2 separate regions of the Homo sapiens genome follow, and region 2 is linked to region 1. A link is an interaction called in ENCODE POLR2A ChIA-PET data of the cell type or tissue named here. Cell type or tissue: endothelial cell of umbilical vein. All regions are shown on one strand. Each heading gives the region's core, and the rest is flanking DNA. Links, peaks and the distances in the headings are about the cores only.

Evidence for each region. Peaks named below come from ENCODE experiments on the same cell type or tissue, not always from the same donor. Only the 100,000 strongest peaks of a DNase experiment are listed, where the experiment ranks them.
Region 2: POLR2A ChIA-PET joins it to region 1 with 13 read pairs; 3 of 35 experiments call an interaction of 5 or more read pairs at or near these places.

The regions. Positions count from the first base shown.
Region 1 is chr1:12,548,448-12,551,194 of GRCh38, reverse strand. No RefSeq gene overlaps it. Among named protein-coding and RNA genes, the nearest start is that of LINC02766, 24 kb to the right of the region's middle. RefSeq lists enhancers at 1,102-1,396, 2,666-2,747. In endothelial cell of umbilical vein, for the core only: no CTCF peak of the experiment used is centred there; a DNase peak (open chromatin) is centred at 1,234; H3K27ac peaks cover 1,429 bases.
Region 2 is chr1:12,661,554-12,664,574 of GRCh38, reverse strand. It overlaps AADACL4 (arylacetamide deacetylase like 4), which reads right to left. Exons shown (of 4, transcript NM_001013630.2): 3 at 2,721-2,784. Among named protein-coding and RNA genes, the nearest start is that of AADACL4, 19 kb to the right of the region's middle. In endothelial cell of umbilical vein, for the core only: no CTCF peak of the experiment used is centred there; no DNase peak of the experiment used is centred there.

The DNA.
Region 1 (2,747 bases), core at 1-2,500:
GCTCATGGCAGCATCATTTGTGTTGAAAAAGAAACAAGAAAATGATGCAAATTTGCATCAGTTAGGAGTATGGATGACTTATGGTAGGTACTCATACAATGGAACACTACACAGCAATGAAAATGAACACCTCCCGGCCACATGCAGTAACACGGGTGACACAAACAAAACATTGAGCAAAGGAAGCCAGATACAAAAGACTGTCTTCTGTATGATGAGGTTCAAAGACAAGTGCAACTCATCTGTGAGATCGAGGTAACCCGAGTGGCCACCTTTAGGGCTGCTATGGTTGGGGGGAAAACCTCTGGGGGCAGGAAATGTTGGGTGTCATGATCTGAGGGGTGGCCACACACACGTGACACTGACTGAGCTGTACACTTCAGAACTCTGCTCTGTGTGTGGGGCCTACCCCATTACAAAAGCAAGCAGGTGGCCAGGAGCCGTGGCTCACGCCTGTAATCCCAACACTTTGGGAGGCCAAGGTGGGAGGATTGCTTAAGACCCCTCCTGACTGCTGGCCCCTCCTGACTGGCAGTCGGTGGGCGTCCTGGTGGGCACCTGGCAGTGTGGTGTCGGCAGCTGACCAGTTCTGTCCGGCAGTCCATCACAGGCGGCCCTGGGTCAGGGACGGGGAACCCCCAGGGTCAACCCCATCTGTCTCTGGCTCTGCCCTTCCTTGCAGGAGTGGAATTAGCCCTGCTCCACCCCTCCCCAGCCACAGGGAGAAAAATGGCAGCTGAGGGGCTGCGGCTGGTTCTAGAAAAAGGAGTTTAAGACCAGCCTGGGCAACATAGTGGGACGTCTCTACAAAAAAAAAAAAAAAATTAAAAATTAGCAGGGCGTAGGGATGAGCATCTGTAGTCCCTGCTACTCAGGAGGCTGAGGTGGGAAGATCGTTTGAGCCCGGGAGGTCAAGGCTGCAGTGAGCTATGATCGCACCACTGCACTCCAGCCTGGATGACAAGGCAAGACCCTGTCTCAAAAAAACAAAAAAAAAGTAAGCAAGTGATATTAACCGCGATTCATCCCAGATTAGGAATCTCGTGCAGCTATGAACAAGAATGACTCAGATATGTTGGAGCCGGGGCTGCCCCGCGCGGCACGGTTAGTAAACAGCTGCGGAGGAATGTGTGGTGGGGATCCTATTATTGTCAAAACAAGCGATTCCCTGCTGACACACACGCCCAGGTGTCCACACGCTTGTGTGCATTTGTGAGTGCGGAGACCGTGGAGAAAAGGTCACCTGAGATATGGGGGGCGGGGCTGCGGCTGGGATGATTCACTCTTTGTCTATCTTTGTGTTTCCACTGGCTGCTGCCAACACAAATGGCTTTTATAGTTGCCAAAAAGGGATTTCAATGAAAGAATGAAAAGTGAGAATGGGAAAGAGAGTCCAGGGGCTGAGAGCGCAGCTGGCTTTGGGGTCAGAGTGACCTGGGTTGTTCGGTCACCACCAGCTTGGAGAAGTAAGGAAGTGACTCCCCGCCACCCCCAGCCGCGTCTCCCAGGCTGGAAGACCGAGCTGCTTCATGGATGATGGAAGTCACATGTGCCAGGCCTTTTGCACAACCTGGGATCCCGCGTGGTCAGTGGCACTGTCACTATGGCGACTGTCCTCTGCCCTCCACCCCCAACCCGAATCCCTCTGAACTCCCTCTCTCCACAGCCTTGCCGCATCTGTCAAAGGGAAAGGGAGACCGAGGTGAGGAAGGGTCTTCAGAGATCAGACCCTGAGCCATCAGAGGCAGACCGAAGGCCCGGAGGCCACCCCAGGGCCAGGGAAGGAGGCCAGCCTCCCTTCCGAGGCCGGCTGGTCCATGTGTCTGGCTCCCGCCCAAAGCCAGGATGACAGATGGCCCCCACAGGAAAGGTCACTGTCTCCCGAGCAGTTGTGTGTTTGGCGAAGGCGGGCGGGCGGGGCGCCTTCCGAGGCTGGCTGGCGGATGTCTGGCGTTCGGGGGCCTGCACCTCGCCGGCAACCGGACTTTATTTTGGTTACTGAAGATGGGAAGACTGCGGTCATAAATAACTGTCCACAGCCATGTAGCCATCCTCTCCCGGCGCCCGGGCCCCAGGCCTCTTCAAGGCCAGCACGTCCCTGCCTCAGGGCTTGGGCGGGAGGTCTGGTGGCGGGGCTCGGAAGCCCAGTGGGGAGGCGGGGGAGAAGGGAGAGGGGTCTCAGGGCCTGGGTTCAGAGCAAGGTTAGCCAAATAGTGGATAAATTAAGCGAGGGAACAGACAGCTCCCCTCACTGTGAACTTTTCACCCAGCTAACCTGCTCCTCACCCACTCTCAGGTGGCGGCGGCTCCCGCCCCAGGGCTGTCACCTCTCGGGGGGGTTGTCACCTGCCTCTTCCCCCACTGCCAGCCCAGGTGAGGCTGAGGATGGAGGGCTCGGGACAGACTCCCCAGCCAAGGGCCCAGCAAGGAGCTCTCGTGACTTCACCTGGAAGCTCAGGGCTTGGCCCAGCCTGAGGTCCACACTTGGGCAGGGTGGCCAAGCTTCCTCCCTCCCTCCCTCCCTCCCTCCCTCCCTCTCCAATGCCCTCACCTTGGCCGGTCACACAACCCTGGCGAACCCCAGCATCTGCCCTTGACAGGGACAGGGGACCCTTGTCGGGGGCCAGGGTCATTCCATCTGAAGTTGGCCCTGGTGCTCTGGGGCTTCTCCCAGGCGTGACCCTCTCGCCCAACCCTTCTTCTCTTTGCTTGTTTCCAACCTGAGCCACCCCTTACGGGACAGCTCC
Region 2 (3,021 bases), core at 199-2,698, 110 kb before region 1:
GCCAACATGGTGAAACCCCATCTCTACTAAAAATACAAAAATTAGCGGGGTGTGGTGGTGGGAGCCTGTAATCCCAGGCACTTGGGAGGCTGAGACAGGAGAGTCACTTGAACCCAGGAAGTGGAGGTTGCAGTGAGCCGAGATTGTGCCACTGCACTCCAGCCTGGGAGAGAGTGAGACTCCATCTCAAAAAAAAAAGAAAGAAAACAAAAGAAAAAAGAAAAAGAAAAGAAAACATCAAAAAGGTATATTCTAATTATCACATTAAATTTGGAAGAAGCTCATAAGGAAAAATAACACCTTAGACTAGTGGCTTTCAACTTAGAACGACAAAATTATTTTTTTCATTTCGAAGAAAAAAATTATATGAGAGCCCCATTGTATAAAATAAACAAATGCAGTTGTTCTGGTTTTGCCCAAGGGTAAGGAACATAAGCCCTCACTCTTTCTTCTTCTTCTTTGACCTCCATAGCTGCCTCTAAGGCATCACAGGGAACTCTAGGGTTCAAAAGAACCATTTTGAAAACACTTCCTTCTATTATACCTTGAATTTTGTTTCCTTTAAAAGTTAACACCTCATCTTTCAAAATAGAGTTTGATTGATTGCAGCATAATTTAGTGCCCATCTAGGAAACAATTATCACCCAATAATCTTATTGGCCATTTCCTAGATGGTCAATATATTGATAAATCTATCAATGTTATCGAAGCAGGTTCCTATTTAAGCTCAGGCGAAACACATGCTTCTTAGAGGGTCCTTGCAGGGAGGTGGCCCCTTCACCTGGTAGCAGAGAGTACAAACCTCAGCTTTCATTTTCCCATTTCTAGAAATGAATACTCCTCACCAAATGTTGAATATATGACTCCAACATGATGAAGGGGATAACAAATATTAGGTACTTTCTATTGGCAAAATCTGTGACCTGCCAGAAAGAGGCAGAAATTCTCCTGTGCCTCCCTACACTTCTCTCTTGCTCACTGTGATAGACTGAATGTGTGTGTCCCCCTAAAATTCCCATGTTGAAATCCTACACTGCAATGCAAGGGTATTAGGAAGTGGGGCCTTAGGAAAGTGATCAGGTCATGAGGGTGGAGCCCTCATGAATGGGATTAGTGCCCTTATGAAGGAGGCATTAGAGAGCTCTCTGGCTTCTCTTTCTGCCATTCTAGGATACAAGGAGAAGCTGGCAGTCTACAGCCTGGAAAAGGGTCTTCACCAGAGCCTGACCATGCTGACACCCTGATCCTGGACTTCTAGCCTCCAAAACTCTGAGAAATCAAAGTGTTGTTTAAGCTGCCCCATCTATGGTAATTTGTTACAGCAGCCCAAACTAAGAAACTCACCCAGAGGTGAAGGCTTCGCAGAACCAAAGGTCAAAAGACCCATCTTCTCCAAGAGTTCGGGTAGGGAGTCCCATCCAGGCCTTAGACATCTCCCTTCCTTCAGTGTCTCTCAGGGAGTCTCCTCTCAGCTACTGTCTCCCTGCAGCCTCCTGGAAGCCCTTATCTGTGCATGCAGCTCCATGAGCCACTCTATCAAAACTGCCCTGGCCCGTGCACCAGGTCTAAGTATCTGGGATAATGGCATCCTAAGCAATTTCCTACAAGGTATTAATGCAGGTGCTTATTGATACCTTTATGTGCTACCTGTTCAAGGGATGTTTTTATTATCACAAAGGGCTTTGGTGACATAGACTGTAATGGTGGAATTTCAGACACAATGGTAAGCCACCTGGGAGGTATGTTGATGAATACTAGAAAGTGCTGGCTTCCTCAATCTCATCAGAGAGGACCAGAGATGTTAAGTGACTTTGTTTAAGTCACACAGCTATTCTGTCTACCAAAGCCTAGGGGCAGCTAAGGTTTGAGGAGGTCCATTGTAGAGGTAGAATCTAAAAAGGCAGATTTTAATTTCTCTCGCTGGCCTTCTCTAAACTCTTTCCCAGTGATGTGAGATCTCTTGAGCCAAGAACCAGAATCCTAGTGAGTAGCCCCTACTGCCCCCTCCATCCACTCTAAAGATGCCTCCATCTCCCTTTTGTTTTTATAGGACCAGGGTTGTATCTTAAGACACTCTCAACACTAGTTCCTGTAGGACCAGAAGCTTAGTTAGTTTTTAACAATGCAATAAGCACCTGCAGAACCATCACCCCAAACAACAGCCAGAATCTTGCGCATCACCTTCACCAACCCCACCATCATGCCATTTTGCTTCTCCTCCAACTTAATGAATGGTTACCCTGAATCCTGTATCTATCATTTTTTTCTTTCTATGTTACATTGTCTTGTTACGTCTATGTGTTTTCCTCGAAAGTATTCTTTTGGTTTTAACGTTTTTACCTTTGCAAAATGAGTATCAGGCTTTATGTAATTTTTTGAACATTTTTCACTTAGTTTTATACTACTAAGATTCATTTGCAACATGGTACACCTTTCTAGTTCATTTATTTAAATGGCTGTGGAAAAATCCATAATATCTTCTTGGCTATGTAATCTAACAGTTGCTGTGCTGAGGTTTATTCATGCACGCCCCCGTTCATGGACATGTGGGTTGCTTTCAGGTTTTTGCTCTTTCGAGCACTGCTGCGCCTGTCTCTGTGGATGCATGTCCAAGAGTTGCCTCTTGGGAGTTAGGGCCTCTCTGATCTACAAATCACCCATGAACTTACCCTATCTCCTCTCACCCCTGTGGAACCTACCAGCTGTCTCCAGAAACTCACCCAATCATCAGAAGTACAGATTCAGTCTCCCGGGCCAGATAATTGCACAGGCCATGGTAACAATCTGCAAGACAAAAACACTCAGAGCAGCAGCGCATGAGTAGGACCCAAACCATCTCACCACAGCCCCCAGGAAGAGCCAGCTGACAGTCTTGGTGTGGGGTGTGGCATCCTCTCTGTTTCTATCCTTGCCTCCTCTGCCTGGACAGAGCCAAAAAACCAGGCCAAATCATACATCTGTCCCCAGCCTCCTGAATTTTGGGACTCAAATTCACCTTGGGGCTCACTTTCTGCAACATTT